Regions from separate parts of the Mus musculus genome. Here region 1 is linked to region 2. The links are chromatin loops, found by intact Hi-C in ENCODE. Cell type or tissue: gastrocnemius. All regions are shown on one strand. Each heading gives the region's core, and the rest is flanking DNA. Links, peaks and the distances in the headings are about the cores only. Region 1 overlaps 3110009E18Rik (RIKEN cDNA 3110009E18 gene). Region 2 overlaps Gm41938 (a long non-coding RNA gene).

Region 1 (8,600 bases), core at 323-8,322, 49 kb after region 2:
CATCTATACCCATACTCAGATGCCCAGGCTCTGCCATCCCTCTTGAGCCTGGCCCAAATGGGTAATGGCTTTGCCAGCTTACTGCTGTCTAATCGGTCTTAGAGTCGTTGCCAGGCCTCACTCATGTCAGAATACACACACTCGGGATGTAGTGCTTCTGCTCCTTAACCTGTGTGGCAGAGTTGCTGAGCTCCAGGCTCAGTGGGAGAGCCTGTCTTAAAGGTAAAGTGGCGAGAGATGGAGGAAGGCATCACCACTGACCTCTGGTCTCCGCACACATGTGCGTACATAAACATGTACACACACACATTTACCTGCAGCAAGTCTGTATCTTTGGAGACTGAATGGCAAGGGAGTGACACTCTCTTCTTACTAGCCCTTGGGAGTCTTGGCAGGGCGTGTGGCTGTGGGAGCAGGGAGCTGAAGAAATCAGGAGGGCTCTGATCTCTGTGGTCTCAGAGATGGGACATTCTTTGCATTTTCCATATATATTTAGTGTGTGTGTGTGTATACATGGTGTGTGTGTGTGTGTGTGTGTGTGTGTGTGTGTGTGTATGTGTGTGTAGGGGTGCTTATGTCACAGAGTGCATGTAGAAATAAGAATAACTGGCAGGATCCAGTTCTCCCCCAGGGATCAAACTCAGGTCATCAGGCTGGACAGCAGGCACTTTTACCAGCTGAGCATCTCCCTGGCCCAGGAATGAAAATCTGGTGGTGCTAGTTTATCATCCCGAACGTACGGCCCTCATACTGAGAGGGCCTTATTGCTCTTCATTACTGAAGCATCCCAAGGCATCTGATACAGCATCCTGCATATGCTTTTACTCTTTTAAGTCAAGTAAATCGATATAGAGTACACAGCACAGTTTTTAATATATAGTTCCATGAATTGGAAGCCTAGTGATGTTATATATATGTTTACTGTTTATTTACTTATTTTTTCCATTTTTGTGCGTGCATGCATGCTATGTGTACGTGTGTGCATGTGTGAACTCACTGACATGGCTGATTTTGTTAGCCAACTGCCTCTAGGGACCCCCCGTCTCTGCCTTCTGAGGATGGAATTATAAGCAGCCTCTGTGCCCACTCACTGGATTCTTGGGATCGTACTCTGGTACTCATACTTACGTGGCAAGGGTTTTAACCACGAAGTCATCTTCAACTGTGTGTGTGTGTGTGTGTGCATTTGTGTATGTGCTCTAGTTTGTGTTTGTGTGTGTATGTGCACGTGCATGTGCAAGCTGAGTGTGTCATAGTGACGAAGATCACCAAGGTTACTTTTTAGGGACTTGGAAGCCACTTTTGTTTGAAGCTCTCACCTTTCTCTTGGGTCTGTGTAGGTGTCTGTTGGGTGACTCAAACAAGGTGACAGATCTCCACTCATGTTGTCTATGTCCCTTTGCCTCCCTGACTTTGGGTCAGATTGTGTAGACATGTCAGTCACTCATGTGTACTTGGGAGGTAATGGCTTGCAGGAAACTTACCCAATCTTTCTTCTCTCTTCAAAGCCAAATGATGTTAAGGTCAGAGTGGCTAGGGATTTTCCAGGTTTCAAGCGGCTGTATCTAACCTGTGGCCTGCGGGCCACGTGTGCCCCAGGATGGTGGAAAAATGAACCTAACACAAAACATGAAGTTGCTTAAGGAGCTGGATAGCGGCTCAGTGGTTAAGGGTGCTTGCTGCTCTTGTGAGGACCTGGGTTTCTTTTCCCCCACATTGGAACAGAGCGACTACAGTGCCAGGAGATGGAGGCTCTGTTTTGGCCTCTGTGGGTACTGCAGGCACGTTGTGTTTACACAGCCAAGGAGGTGCACACACATACACATAAACAATTTTTAAAAGTTACTAAAATGATTATGATTTTTCTCTACTCTTTTTTTTTAACTTGATTAGGCCTTCTTGAGCATGACATATTCTGTTCTTTAGATGACATATCTGTTCTATAGATGACATATCTGTTGCAATGAAGACCATGATGTTATGGTTACACGTGTACTGACTGCAGATTTCACAACCCGGTCCATTTCATTCCATGGGAAAGGGGCACAGGAGTGTCTGGTCACCCATGCCTTGCTTACCTCAGCCCTTCTTTGCCCTTGCCTGGCTTACATTGGGTTAAGGTGTATTTTTCAGGCCAGGGAGATAGCTTAGCATAGAAAAGCACTTGACAGCAAGCCTGAGGCCTCTGTTTGACCTGAGGAGCCATGTGGTACAGGGAGGGAGCCAACTCCCACAGGCTGTGCTCTGGCCACTGAAAGTGTGCTATGGCACATTCATCTACACTGATACACAATACCTCAATAAAATGCCATCTAAAAAGTTGATGTCTTTTTCTAAGATGTCAGCCTGCTATCATCCTGGTTGTATGGACATCTTGAGTAAATAGTTTTTTGGTTTTTTTTTGTTTTGTTTTGTTTTTTTCAGAACTCAAAGGGGTCTATTTATTGAGAGTAAATAGTTTTTTTTTAAGGAATTATTTTATTTTATGTACAGGAGTACACTGTAGCTGTCTTCAGATGCACCAGAAGAGAGCATCTGATCCCATTACAGATGGTTGTGAGCCACCATGTGGTTGCTGGGAATTGAACTCAGGACCTCTGGAAGAGCAGTCAGTGCTCTTAACCATTGAGCCATCTCTCTAGCCCCAAATAAATAGTTTTTAAAAGATTTATTTATTTTACTGTATGTCTGTATTTTTACCACATGCATGTAGTGATAGTACAGGCCAGAAGAGGGCACCAATTCTCTGGAATTGGGGTGGTGGACAGTTGTGAGCTGCCATTCAGGTCCTGGGAGCTGCAAGGCCATCATGTGTTCTTAACTGCCTAGCCATTTCTCCAGCTGTGAGTAAATTGTTACCTTGCTCCAGTTTCTCCTCCTTAATTCCCAGGGCTCTCTTTTTTAGTGGTAAATAAATGGGCTTGGTTTGGCAACTGGTTTCCTTTGCTTGTTTGGTTATTTAAAACATTTTAAAGACCATGATCATTCATAAAGTAACTTCTGGCTTACACAAAATACAAAATTCTGTTGCCATCTTCTTTGTTTGTTTGTTTGTTTGTTTGTTTGTTTTTAGAGACAGGGTTTCTCTGTGTTGCTCTGGCTGTTCTGGAACTCACTCTGTAGACCAGGCTGGCCTGAGACTCAGAGATCCTCCTGCTTTTGCTTCTCAAGTGCTGGGATTAAAGGTGTGCATCGTCACAGACTGACTATTTCTTGCTGTGTTCTTAATTATTAGGGGTATTTTGATATTTGATACTAAGAGTAACTTTTCCTTCCTTTTAAGGTCTTAAAAACAATCTGTGTAGGTATGATGTGTGTACACACATACGAGCACATGCCACACACACACACACACACACACACACACAGTCATGTATCACAGAGCACATGTGGCGGTCAGAGGACAACCCCATGCCAGTTTCATCTCGTTTGAGACAGGGTGTCTTGTGTTTCCTGCTCTGTAACTGTCCTGTGAGCTCCCAGTTATTTTCTTGTCTCTGCCTCTCACCTGCTTGTAGCTCTGGGATTACAGCCGTGCAGAGCCATGCCAGGCTTCATGTGGGCACTGGGGATTCACACTTACATGGCAAGGGCAAGCAAGTGCTTTACTCACCAAGCCATCTCCCCAGTTCCAGCCTTGTAAGTTCTCAGATGAAAGGGCAGGTGAACAAGAGAAAAACCAGCAGTTTATTGCTAAGTGCATGCCATATATATTGGATACCTAGGGTGTGAAAACTTCTCAGAGAAGCTCCCAGACAAGGAAGGGGTCTTCAGACCCTTACCTAAGGCCTGGAAGCTTTTGAACAAGGGAAGCAGAGGTCTGGTTGCTGAAGCTTTGCAATGTGGCTCACTCTGATGCCCCCTGCAGGTTGATTGGTGGCACAGCAGTCTTCAAGGTTGTTCTGTGGTCTTGTGGGGTAGGGGCAAGAGGCTTTGTTTTAGTCGAACAGGGAGGGTCCAGAGCACTAGAGCTTTTATTTCTAAATAATCTTTGTGCAAGGTAGACATATATTGGGGTGGCATATTCTGGTCACCCCTGGTGCCAGTTATAGAGTGGCCTGCTTTTGTAAAGTCATTACAAAAGTGTATTAGGATTTTGAACTACAAACAGATTTCTACAGAGGTATTTTCAAGTTATCTTAATATTTTATAGCATTTTATTTATTCTCTCTCTCTTTCTCTTTCTCTCTCTCTCTCTCTCTCTCTCTGTGTGTGTGTGTGTGTGTGTGTGTGTGTGAAGTCAGTTCTTCTCTTCTACCACGTGGGTCCTAGAAATTAAGCACTCGTGTCAGGCTCAGTGGCGGGTGCTTTTACCTGCTGCTAAGCCATCTCACCAGCCTGTGTTTTCAAATGTTCACGTTAGAGGGTCATAGTATTTCTTGGTATCAATGCAGCAAGGGCCGTGATATTCTTGGTATGGCAGAATGGGTGCCTCTTAAAGTCCTTAGGAACAAGATGTGAATCAAGTTGCTCTGGTGGCACAGGAAGTTGTGATTTCCCCGACCATACTGTTCTTTGCTTCCCATTTACCACAGAATGATTCATTCACAGTAACCATTGGTCACCGCTGTCCTCTGTAGAACAGTGGTGCCTGTAAGAGCTGCATGCTCAGGCCTGCCTGCTTGGCCTTCCACTACTGCCTGTTTCTATTGGGTATGTGGGGCAAGTGTAGCTATGAAAGTCAACTTTGGGGGTGTTGAGGATGTTACTCAGCTGGTAGAGTGCTGACCCATGTGCCGAGTCCTGGGGTCCATCTTAAACACTGTTTGAGTTGAGCAGGATCGTGCACATCTGTAATGCCAGCACTCAGGAGGTGGTGCACATCTGTAATGCCAGCACTCAGGAGGTGGTGCATATCTGTAATGCCAGCACTCAGGAGGTGGGGCATGGTGCACATCTGTAATGCCAGCACTCAGGAGGTGGTGCACATCTGTAATCCCAGCACTCAGGAGGTCGGGGCAGGAGAATCAGGAGTTCAAGGTCATCCTCAGCTACTTAGGGAGTTTGTGTCACAGAGACTTGGTGTCAAAAACAAACAGACAATTGAAAAACAAGAGAGCTTTAGGGTATGGACTCTTTTGAATTGTGGGCTCTGTGTCCAAAACTGTCATCTGGTTTAAGGTTCTGAAGAACTCTGGCTGGTGGGGCCACATATTTGCAACTTATTTGTATACACTGTGGTACACACATTTGCATGTGTGAGCACAAGCAGGTTGGCATGCACATGAGCACATAAAATTCATAAATGCAATTATCTGGCTCCACCAATTCATACAAAGGGTCATCTAGTTTGATATTGAAGAATTTTGGGATAGTAATAACACGGGCTAGCCTCACCTGTAGGTCAGGGGCTGGGTTAAGAATCTTGGCCAGATTGTCTCCTCTCTCCCTTTTAGCCTCCATTTGAGCAGGATTGGTAGTAACCCCATTATAAAAGTGAAGAAAGGAAGAACAAAGAAATTAAGAATACGGGGCTGGAATTTAGTAGCAACGATGGTTCAGTTGCTAAGGGACTTGGTGTGCAAGCTGACAATCTGAGATCAGCCCCCAGCACTCAGGCGAAGAAGCCGGACATGGTAGTGTACATTTGTAATCTCAGGGTGGAGGAGGCAGAGGATGGAGGATTCCTGGGGCTCTCTGGCCAGCCAGCATAGCCTGCCTCATGGGTTCCAGACTAATGAGGGAGGGACCTGACTCGGAAGGTCAGGCCAATGAGATGGCTCAGCACATGAGTGCTTGCTGTTGAGGTCTACTCCTAGTGGCCCGCTTTCTCTAGCAGCCCCACCTCCTAAAGGTCTTATAGCCAGCTGGGGACCAAGTGTTCACATATATTCAGACCACAACCTGGTGGTCCTGCCTCAGCCTCCTATGCACTTAATCATATATTTTTATTATAGAAATACCATGATACATTTCCTTCTATAAATGACCAGTTTTCTGTAATAGAATCAAGAGTGCAGAAAATATCGTATCGATGAGGTGAGATTTTACATGTTCTTTGATTTGGAAGCATTTGGTATTTTTAAGATATCAAATCCTACTTGTGAGTGCTAGGTCATTCTTTGTGATGAATGGCTTGTCCAGCTTTTGAGTTCTGAGTTACTTCACATCCTATTACTCCTGGTGATGCTGCTTTGTGAGGCAGCCTGAGGGGGCGCTGCAACCTCACTATCCTAAGTTTTTTCCTTTTCCTGTATTTGGTATGTGTGTGCATGTCCAAGATGGTATGTGTTCATGTATGTATATGGGCATGTGGCAGTCAGAGGTCGCCCTTGGATAGCCACCTTGGTCTTGTTTTATTATATGTACGTGTGTTTATGTCCATTTTGTGCAGCAGTTGCCCATGGAGACCGGAGGGTGTTGGATCTCTGCAACTGGGATTACAGGCAGTTACAAACCACCTAATGCAGGTGCTGAGAACTGAAGCTTGGTCCTCTGCAAGAGCAGTGTGTGTACTTAACCACACTGAGCCAGCCCTCCAGCTCTCTACCCTCTTTTTGCTTTGTTTGTTTGAGATAGGCTTTCTCCTTGGTTGGCTTAGAGCTCAGTGGCCAGGCTAGGCTAGCTCACCAGTACCCCAGGGATCCCCCTGGCTCTTCCCCTGTGCTGGCTCACCCTCCTTCTTTTACAGGGATGCTGGATATTGAACTTGGGTGCTCATACGTATATGGCAAGGACTTTGCTGACTGAACCATCTCTATAGGCCCTAGTATTTCATTTTTATCTTTACATATTTCTTTGCATTTAATAGCCCCCAGTTTCCTCTCTCGCGCGCATGTGTGTGGGGGGGGGGGGAAGGGAGAGGCAGGCCTGTGTGGGGTCAGAGGGCAAATTTATGGAATCATTTCTTTTCTTCAGATTATCCGTGAGTTCTAGGGATCAAACTCAGGTCATCCAGTTGTGTGGCAGGCATGTATAGCAGCTGGCCTGCCTTCCTGTAGATCCATAGTTGTCCTAAGGCTCCTCTTGGCCATGATGGTTACTCTGTCTTCAAATGCTTCTGGCAGCTCTGAGGACTGGCTGGTGGATGGGAGGGTTCCCTTTGACTAGAGCAGCAGTTCTCAGCCTGTGGGCCATGACCTTTTGAGGTCACATCTCCGATATTCTGCATATCAGATATTTACATTAGGATTCATAACAGCAGCAAAATTAAGTTATGAAGTGACAATGAAAATAACTGTATGGTTGGGAGTCACCAAAGCATGAGGCACTATCTTAAAGGATGGAAGCCTTTACAAAGGTTGGGAGCTACTGGGTTAGAGCTGGCTGGGTGGTCTTCATGTGCTTGTGGCGTTGCGGCTTCTTAGGGCGAAGATCACGGAGATCCAGTCACTCTCCTCACATCCTATGAGGGCATCTGCTTTGCACGTGCTCTGTGCTTGTTAGTGTGGACCCCGAAGCAGTGTGATGTGTTGTCCGTGTAAAGTATGCTTTCCCCTCTCAGCTGTTCTCTCTCTCTCTCTCTCTCTCTCTCTCTCTCTGTGTGTGTGTGTGTTTGTGTGTCTGTGTGTCTATGTGAGATGTGTTCTCACTGATCCCAGTCTGTTCTCAAACTGACTATGTAATCAGATGACCTTGACCCCCTAACCCTCCTGCCTTCACCTCCCAACTGTTTGAAGTACAGGCCTAGACCACTCCTCTTGGTCTGTGTCGTGTTAGACATCAAACCAAGAGCTTCACTCGTGTTAGGCAAGCAGACCACCGACTAAGCCATGCCCAGTCCCCAGCTCCCATTGCCTGGAAGTTATTTCTGTGCAGTCTCTAGTCAGAGAGCTACCCCTCAGTTCCTTAACTCAGCAGAGAATCCCCCTGTTACCCTAATGCGTTCCTGCTATTGGAAGACAATGGAAATTCTCTTCTCTTGTCCCCATTTGAGCAGAGCACCCCTATGTAAGTACAAGCAAATAGCAACATATATACTTTCTAGTGTTCATTTATTATTTCGTGTGTAACTGTGTACTTGTTAGTATGGGTGATGCACATGTGTTCAGATGCACATTCCTGTGTATGGTGGTGGTGGTGGTGGTGGTGGTGGTGTGTGTGTGACTGTGTGTTTGTTGGTATGGTTATATGCATGTGTGTGTTCAGCTGCACACTAGGTGAGCACACATTCATGTGTATGGTGGTGTGTGTGTGAAACTGTGCTTGTTGGTGTGGGTATATGCTTGTGTGTGTTCAGCTGCACACTAGGTGAGCACACATTCTTGGGGAGGCCTGAAGTCTATGTCTTTCCTTGATCACTCTCTGCTTGCTTGCTTGCTTTCTTTCTTTCTTTCTTTCTTTCTTTCTTTCTTTCTTTCTTTTTGAGAAAGGTCTCTCACTGCACCTGAAGCTCATTTATTGGGCTAGGATGATTGGCTGCCTCCGAGGCCCTTCTGGATCCACCCTCCCCCAGTGCTGGGACCACACAAGCAGGCCATGGTTCTCTGACATTTCCTGTGGTGCTTATGCAGCAGGCGCTCTTCTGGCTGAGCCTTCTGCCCAGCCCCGGGAAAGGTTCTTTCAGTAGTTTCAGGGACTTCTCAGGTCAGTGGCTACCAGCCCGGGAGCTCACGGATGCTTTAGTTATGGTAGATGGCCCCTGGATTTTGATGGTGCTT
Region 2 (8,600 bases), core at 514-8,513:
AGAAGTGACTGAAGCTTGCTATCTAACCATCCCACCTGAATCACTGTGTTCCAGGCCAGTGAGAGACTCTGTCTCAAAATACAAGGTGGACAGTGGCCTGAAGAAGGACACCTGAAGTTGGCTGCTGGCCTCTATATACATGTGCACACAAGCAGACGTGAACATTCACATGCACATGCATCCACACTCCACACACAGAGGTGTTGCCTGGATCTCTGAGCATACTGCATGGGAATTCAGCCACCATGCTGTGAGAAAGCTTATGTCATATGAAGGGACATGGGTAGGTGTCTGGCTACTGCTAGAGTCACCCATTACCTAGTGGACTTGGATATGGGAAGTTCAGTGAAACTTGGGCATGGTTCAAACCTGGGCCATCACCTAACTGCAGCGACATGAGCCCCTAGCCAAGACAGGGACCAATTCTAGAACCACGTAGACAAGGAAACATTGGTATTTTAATATACTAATCTTAGGGGACTTCAGGTAGGCAGGGGTAGATAACTAAGGCTCTCCGCCTTTTTGAGACAGGTTCTCATGTAGCTCAGGCTGACCTTGAACTCACTATGTAACCAAGGACAACCTTGAAATTCTGATCCTCCTGCCTTCACCTCCCACGAAGTTGGGACTGCACAGATGCACCACCACTTCCGCAGGTTGGAAGTTTGCATGGGTCCCAGTGGGCGAATGTCTAGGATAACAGGATTATTTCCTCCCGGCATCTCCAGGAGGATGGTTTCTTTGATGTCTCCAGGAGCTTCCATGAGCTTTGTCTTGTGACTTCTGTCTTCAGCGACAGCTGCAGCTGACTGAGTTGTTCTCATATTGGTCCTTCCACACTGGTTTTTTTACTTTGCTACTTCCACACCCTGTGACTATAACTGGCCCTTCTGGACTATAAAAACTTAGTCAATTAATAGCTTTATTTCCATCTGCATTCTTAGTCTGGGGATGAGAACAGAAACATCTTTAGGGAGACTACTATTCTGTTGACCATGGACTTTGAAAAAAAATCCTGTTTGTTCTTTCTCCCTCCTCCCTTCTTCCCTCTGAGGACCTGTGGTATTCCCGAGTCTGCGCTGAGCTATGGTGAGGGGCAGCCTCCCAGAACTACTTTTTGGCAGGGTCATGCAATCATGACGCCCTCTGTTACGTTGCCCAAATTTACATCTAACAAAAGCTGGTTATGGTGGTATATGCTCTTAATCCCAGTGCTGGAGACGTGGGGACAGGAGGGTCCTCAGGGATCATCAACCAGCTGAACCTGTGACAATCCCTGATTCAGAAAAGGTGGAGAATGACTGAGAAAGATACCAGAGGTTGACCCCTGACCTCCACATGAGCATGCATATACATACACGTGGACACTCACACAACACACACACACACACACAGTGGGGAAAAGGGAGTCATTATGAGTGAAAAGCAGCAGGAAGGGATGGCACCAAGCTGGGGTGATGGTGTTTGTCTGACGTTTCCTGTTGCTGTGATAAAACACCTGACAGAAGCAACGAATGGGAGAAGAGTTTATTTGGCTCATAATTCCAATTTACAGTTTACACCACTGAGGGAAAGTCAAGGCAGCAGGAACTTGAAGCAGTTAGTCGCACTGCATGCACAGGAAAGAGCTGAATGCGACAAAGAATGCATGCACGCAGGCGCTCAGCTCACTTCTCTACTCTTAGACAATCCAGTCTCCCAGCCTATAGGCTGGTACCACCAACAGTGGACAAGTCTCCTAGGTCAATTAAAATAATCAGCGCACACCTCCTCAGACAGGCCCAGCTCTAATCCAGACAGATCCCTCACTGAGACTCTCTTGCCATTCTAGATTGTGTGGTGTTGCCAATTAAACCATCACAGTGCTGCTGTCCAACCAACTCCAAAGGCCCACCCATGGAGAATCACACTGATCCACCTGTTCCTAGCTCACAGGTGTCCGTCCAGCTGCTGACGGTTCTGTCCGGCTGTCCTGGGACCAGCTGGAGGTAACTCTACGTTGCAGGTTAGTGTCCAGTGTATCCTGTCTCTCGGTGCACTCAGCAGCAGCGGCTGCTCACACATGCTCTCACTGTGGGTGCTCTGGAGCTGTACCACCCTCAGCTGTTCCCACTCTCATGTGGTCTCTGGACTCCTGCCTCTCTCCCCCAATATGTCCTCTGGTCACTGTGCTAGGTCCACACCTTCGATCCAGGTGGCTCATGTCTCCACCCGACCCTCACTGGATTCTCCCTTTCAAGTCTCACAGCAATCCTCTGTGAGCAGTCATCCACGACTCTCTTATCTGCACACAGTCGCCGTCCTCAAACGTCACAGAGAAGTCACGGAAGTCGCTTAAGCTGTGCACTGACCTAAGTAGCAAGGCAAAGTCTTTCGCTGTCCCCTTCAGATACAATGCCTGACACAGAGCCCAAAGGCAAAGTTCTGGGAAAGCCTACCTCCCTGGTGACTTCTCTGGGCTCATTCTCAAGGGCAGCATCTGTCATTTCCACACCTGTAATCATCTGGCTGTCTAAGCCATCATTCTAACTGGACTTCAGTAACCCAGTCACTCCTGTGGCCTTCTCTTCACCCTTCTGTGGCCTTTGTGACACAATATCCTGCTTAGTACTGCTTAAAAATATTTATTTTTTATTATTTAAAAAATTATGTGTAGGTGTGTGTGTGTGTGTGTCTGTGTGTGGATATGAACGTGTGAGTGTAGATGCCCCGAGACCAGAGCCATCCGGTCACACTCCCCCAACCCCCGGATCTGGAATTACAGATGGTTGTGAGCCATCTGACATGGGTACTGGGAAGAACACTTGTGTCCTCTGCAAGGCCAGTGGGTGCTTTTCATTGCTAAGCCATCTCTTTTGTCTATGGCTCCTTGTTTGCGCAAAAGTTGGGGTCAGAGGACAGCCTCAACCTTTTGCCATTTTGGGTACAGAGTCTCTTGTTTTCCCCGTGTACTGGAGGCTGGCCGGCCTGAGCACTTCCAGGGATCCTCAGGTCTCTGCTCCCATTTTCCTGTATGAGCGCTGGGATTGAGGAGGTGGGCTACTGCCCAAGGGCTTTTTCTTTTTCTTTTTTTTTAAAATTATTTATTTTATGTATATGAATACATTGTAGCTGTCTTCAGACACTCCAGAAGAGGGCATCAGATCCTATTACAGATGGTTGTGAGCCACCATGTGGTTGCTGGGAATTGAACTCAGGACCTCCAGAAGAGCAGTCAGTGCTCTTAACCACTGAGCCATCTCTCCAGCTCCTGCCCCAGTTTCATATGGGCTCTGAGGAGTTGAGCTTGGGTCCCTGAGCTTATCTGCTGGTCTCTTCCCCATCCTCCAGCCCTCAGCTCAGAAACTGAGGCTCCCTGAAGTGACAGGGTTTGCCCCATGTCTCATTGACTTGGGTCACTGCCCAGCTAAAGACCCCTGACTTGCTGTTCAGTGACACTTTCCATGTTCCTTTGAGATGCTTGTCCCAAGACTTCTGGATCGTGGAACCACTTCGGTGTAGAGAGGACATGTTTGAACAACCCACATTTGATTGTTCTGGAGTTCTGCCAGGGTGAGGCACAACGAACGCTATGGCACCAGGCCAGGACCTAAGTTACTGTGGAAGCCCAGAAGAGCCCCCAAGGGGAAGGTCTGCTGACTTCTCAGAACACCAGGTAAATGTTCCTGAGGAACCAGTAGGACTGCTCTCAGGTGTGTGAGTGTTGAGGTGGTATAGGCAGGTAGCTGACAAACCTACCTCAGCCCCGGGGGAATCACCTTAAAAAGCAAGTTTAAAAAAAGTGCTTACCAGCACCTCTACAGGTGGGGTTGGGGAACTGCTTTTGCAAGCTTGTTCTCCAGAGTGGATCCCATGACTTTCAAAGGAGCACAAGAAGTTGTCATTCTTGTCCCTGCTTCAGTGGAGATGCAGAGCGGAGGGATAGCTGGTGGTCGAGAGAGGGGACAGACAGGAGAGAACAAGCAGGGCCTTCTAATGCTTTTATATCACTGTACTGGCTAGTTTTGTGTCAACTTGACACAGCTGGAGTTATCACAGAGAAAGGAGCTTCAGTTGAGGGAGTACCTCCATGAGATTCAGCTGTAAGGCATATTCTCAATTAGTGATCAAGGAGGAAAGGCCCCTTGTGGGTGGGACCATCTCTGGGCTGATAGTCTTGGTTCTATAAGAGAGCAGGCTGAGCAAGCCAGGGGGAGGTAAGCCAGTAAAGAACATCCCTCTATGGCCTCTGCATCAGCTCCTGCTTCCTGCCCTGCTTGAGTTCCAGTCCTGACTTCCTTTGGTGATGAACAGCAGTATGGAAGCGTAAGCTAAATAAACCCTTTCCTCCCCAACTTGCTTCTTGGTCATGATGTTTGTGCAGGAATAGAAACCCTGAACTACAAATTGGTACCAGCATAGTGGAGTATTCCTGTGACAACCTGACCATGTTTTGGGGAGGACTGTGGAAGGACTTTGGAACTTTGGACCAGAAGATCCATTTGCTGTTAAGAACTCTGTGGGATGTTGTGTAGGAGCTTGGAAGATAATGTTGAGAACAGTGCAGAAGATGGAGGCCTGGCTTGTGAAATTTTAGAGGGAAAATTAAAAACTCTTTTCAGGGCCATCACTATTTTGGATTGTGAAGATTCTGTGGTTCTGGTTATCTGGGGCTGAAGAATCAGCTGTGATTAACAAGATACCAGAACTACTAAAGTAAAACCTTTGCATTACTGTGACTATTGATGCTGGTTAGCTGGAGCTAAGAAATTAGCAGTGATTAAGAAGAGACCAGCATCATTGAGGTGACATCTTCTGGGAAGTGTTTTCTGAGAGCACGGAGGCTGTGTTCCAGAGATAGCCAAGGTTGTACCTTGTGTTGTGGATGGACTTAATAATGTGTAAGAGTTACCAAGGTGGTACTGGTTTTGAAGGCATGAAGGGGTCACACAGAGCAGCTGAGGCTCGACACTGTGAGAGGCCATGGAAGGCCATTGGTGAAGGTGCAGCCTCAGTTGCAATTGATGGCTCAGGACTGACTGAAGGGGTCATGCAGTGTTTTGGACATGCCAGTACCACGAGATGACCACCAAGAGCAGCAGTAGTGGAGTACAGGTGACTGGAGCCTAGAAGACAATGTGTGTGCTACAAAGGGCATGGCTGGAGAAGTGACCCAAGCCCTTGGAGGAGCCCAGAAGATCATGAGTTGGATCCCAGACATTGGATGGTTGGAGATTGATTTTAGCTTTTGATTGTGACTGTGCCCTGATATATTTCCCTCTTGAAGGAAGTTTTTAGTGAAGCCCACAGTTAAGAGACTTTTAATTATAAAGACTTTGGATCTTAAGAGAGATTGAAATCTTTTTTTTTTTTTTTTAGGTATTTTCCTCGTTTACATTTTCAATGCTATCCCAAAGGTCCCCCATACCCACCCCCGCAATCCCCTACCCACCCACTCCCCCTTTTTGGCCCTGGCTTTCCCCTGTACTGGGGCATATAAAGTTTGCAAGTCCAATGGGCCTCTCTTTGCAGTGATGGCCGACTAGGCCATCTTTTGATACATATGCAGCTAAAGACAAGAGCTCCCGGGTACTGGTTAGTTCATATTGTTGTTCCACCTATAGGGTTGCAGTTCCCTTTAGCTCCTTGGCTAATTTCTCTAGCTCCTCCATTAGGGGCCGTGTGACCCATCCAATAGCTGACTGTGATCATCCACTTCTGTGTTTGCTAGGCCCTGGCATAGTCTCACAAGAGGGAGCTATATCTGGGTCCTTTCAGCAAAATCTTGCTAGTGTATGCAATGGTGTCAGCATTTGGAAGCTGATTATGGGATGGATCCCTGCATATGGCAATCACTAGATGGTCCATCCTTTCGTCACAGCTCCAAATTTTGTCTCTGTAACTCCTTTTATGGGTGTTTTGTTCCCATTTCTAAGAAAGGGTAAAGTGTCCACACTTTGGTCTTCGTTCTTCTTGAATTTCATGCGTTTGGCAAGTTGTATCTTGAGATTGAAATCTTAAGAATTTGTAAAGACTGTGGAACTTTAAAAGTTATTTAGATCTTGGGGATGAATAAGAAACTAAGAGTTGAGGCTTACCAGTGACATGTTTGTATGTCAAGTTGACAAGGGATCAATTGTACTGGCTAGTTTTGTGTCAACTTGACACAGCTGGAGTTATCACAGAGAAAGGAGCTTCAGTTGAGGAAGTGCCTCCATGAGATCCAACTGTAAGGCATTTTCTCAATTAGTGATCAAGGGGGAAAGGCCCCTGTGGGTGGGACCATCTCTGGGCTGATAGCCTTGGGTTGTATAAGAGAGCAGGCTGAGCAAGCCAGTGGAGGCAAGTCAGTAAAGAACATTGCTCCATGGCATCTGCATCAGCTCCTGCTTCCTGACCTGCTTGAGTTCTAGTCCTGACTTCCAGTCCTGACTTCCAGTCCTGACTTCCAGTCCTGACTTCCTTGGTGATGAACAGCAGTATGGAAATGTAAGCTGAATAAACCCTTCCTCCCCAACTGCTTCTTGGTCATGATGTTTGTGCAGGAATAGAAACCCTGACTAAGACAATCACCTAAGCCATAATCTCCTTATTTGGATAATGAACACTGCAATCTCCCATACCCTCAGCACCCCCTTCAACTGTGTTTTGCTTTCTGTAGTTCCATGACCTTTGATAAACAAGTCCAAAAGTACTGTGAGGCATTGGGGGTGTGTACCTGGAATCCAGCTACTGGGGAGGCTGAGACAGGAAGGTCCTGTGTTCGAGGCCAGTTTAGGCTAAGTTATTGAGACCGTCTCAAATACAGAAAAAAAGTGTGGAGAGGCCAGCTCAGTGCAGTGCCTCTCTTACTGCAGGGGAGATGGGTAGTCAGTAAAAATGCTTACTGGAGACCTGAGATTGACCCTAGAAGGGTCACAAAAGCCAGGGTTGTGTGCCTATAATCTGCGCACTCCCACAGAGAGATTAAAGGCAGAGGCCTCAGAGTCTCCAGAAGCCTAAGGGCTACCTAGCCTGGCAGACACAGTAGAGAAGGAACAAAAGAAACACTGTCCCAAAACAAGGTGAAAGGTGGCCATGGGCTCGGGTTCTTCGGACTCCTTCATGTGGCCAAAGTGTACCCAGACCTGCACGGACACACAAATGCACATGTATGCACACACACACCAAACAAGCAGAGGATTTGAAACCTTTTAAAAGGGACGGTGGCTCAGTTGGGAAGCTGTTTGCCGCCTCAGCACCAGAATACCCATGAAAAGTGGCGTGTGGCAGGGCTCAGAAGCAGACAGGTAGATTCTGGGACCACTGACCAGCTAGTTGAGTGGGAAAAGGTAAATTCCAGATTTACAGAGAGACCCTGTCTCGAAATATAACGAAGAGAGAGACCAGACCAACCTCTATCCCCTGGCCCTGCGCACCACAGGGTAGGGCTGGGGTGGAAAACTCCACAAGTAAGCAACTTACAATTTTTAGCTAACCAGTATATGGCTATACCTTCTTATTTTGTTAGTTATTGCTAATTTTGATGTGTATATTTCATACATTAAACCACAGGCATGTATATAAAGGAAAGAATAGTGTGCATACAGTTTAATACTTGTTTCCTCAGGCATCTGTGCCACATCTTGCAATGTGCTCCCCAAGAGCAAGTTCACTGTAAGGAGATGAACTTTCCATGCCAAAGGACCGTGGGGGTGACCCGCAAAGACAAAAGTAAGACGATGCACGAAAGCCCTATCAAATGCTCAGTACACAAAGGCAACTGACTGAGGCCACCGAAGTGGTAGCCTAGAGCCACTGACTTCTCAGTTGCACAGAACGGTCCCTTCCCACACCCAGAGAGAAGCATCGTCATGTGGTCAGAAGGCTGTCCTGGAGCCAGAAAGTCAGGCCTGAAGGCTTCCTAACCAGGAAAGGGGAGGACCTGGTGCCCTGCAGGCCCAGTTGCCTCAGGAGCCACAGCAAGGCAGACTGCTGTGGCGGCTGAGTAACCAGCGGAGTGACCATTAGCTCCAGATCCAAGGCCTCCTGGATTTCCACGACTATAGAGCTGGAGGTTGCTAGCGATTGCAGTTAAAAAGCTGTTGGGAGACGAGATCTCCATAAGGAATCTTCATGGCACCAGCTCCGCGCTGGAAGCCGCTCACAGTCTCGTGAAGGTTCACTGCCCCCCTCCAGGGGAGCTTGCTGAGTTGAACCTTGAGCCACGTCTGGATGGAGAAGGACATTTTGAACTTTACTTAGGGTATTTCCCCCTTAATTTTCTGTCTGCCTCTCTCTATCTCTCCATGCTACACTTGCTGTCTATTGTTGAGATGTGCCATCGGCGTACTCTGCTGTGGATTTTTTGAGATGGAGTACCATGGGGTAGGTGTCTCTGTTAACATCACGGCCAGTGGTGTCCATCTGAGAGAAGTTAGAAGGAAATTTGGTTCAACAGGGCTCTGTGGTCAGTGTTGGTTCAAACCTCAAGCGTCTAATTCCAGGTTGTTTATTTTTAGGCATATTTAGGCACAGCACAACTTGGGGGAAAAATGTTTGCTGGTGATAATTAACTCAATCCCATGGCCACAAAGCTTAAGATACGACTACATCACAACACTTTTAAGATACAAGTGACA

What was found. Hi-C counts contacts between places; a loop is a spot of excess contacts. Peaks named below come from ENCODE experiments on the same cell type or tissue, not always from the same donor. Only the 100,000 strongest peaks of a DNase experiment are listed, where the experiment ranks them.
Region 1: it touches region 2 in a loop (4-fold over the local background); 23 of 42 quality-filtered maps call a loop at or near these places.

The regions. Positions count from the first base shown.
Region 1 is chr1:120,151,677-120,160,276 of GRCm38, forward strand. The region is part of intron 2 of 3110009E18Rik (RIKEN cDNA 3110009E18 gene); the gene reads left to right. Among named protein-coding and RNA genes, the nearest start is that of 3110009E18Rik, 35 kb to the left of the region's middle. In gastrocnemius, for the core only: CTCF peaks have their summits at 2,736 (motif pointing right) and 3,863 (motif pointing left); DNase peaks (open chromatin) are centred at 2,738 and 3,868.
Region 2 is chr1:120,102,093-120,110,692 of GRCm38, forward strand. It overlaps Gm41938 (a long non-coding RNA gene), which reads left to right. Exons shown (of 3, transcript XR_878466.1): 2 at 1,832-2,005; 3 at 3,457-3,649. Among named protein-coding and RNA genes, the nearest start is that of Dbi, 15 kb to the right of the region's middle. In gastrocnemius, for the core only: no CTCF peak of the experiment used is centred there; a DNase peak (open chromatin) is centred at 3,539.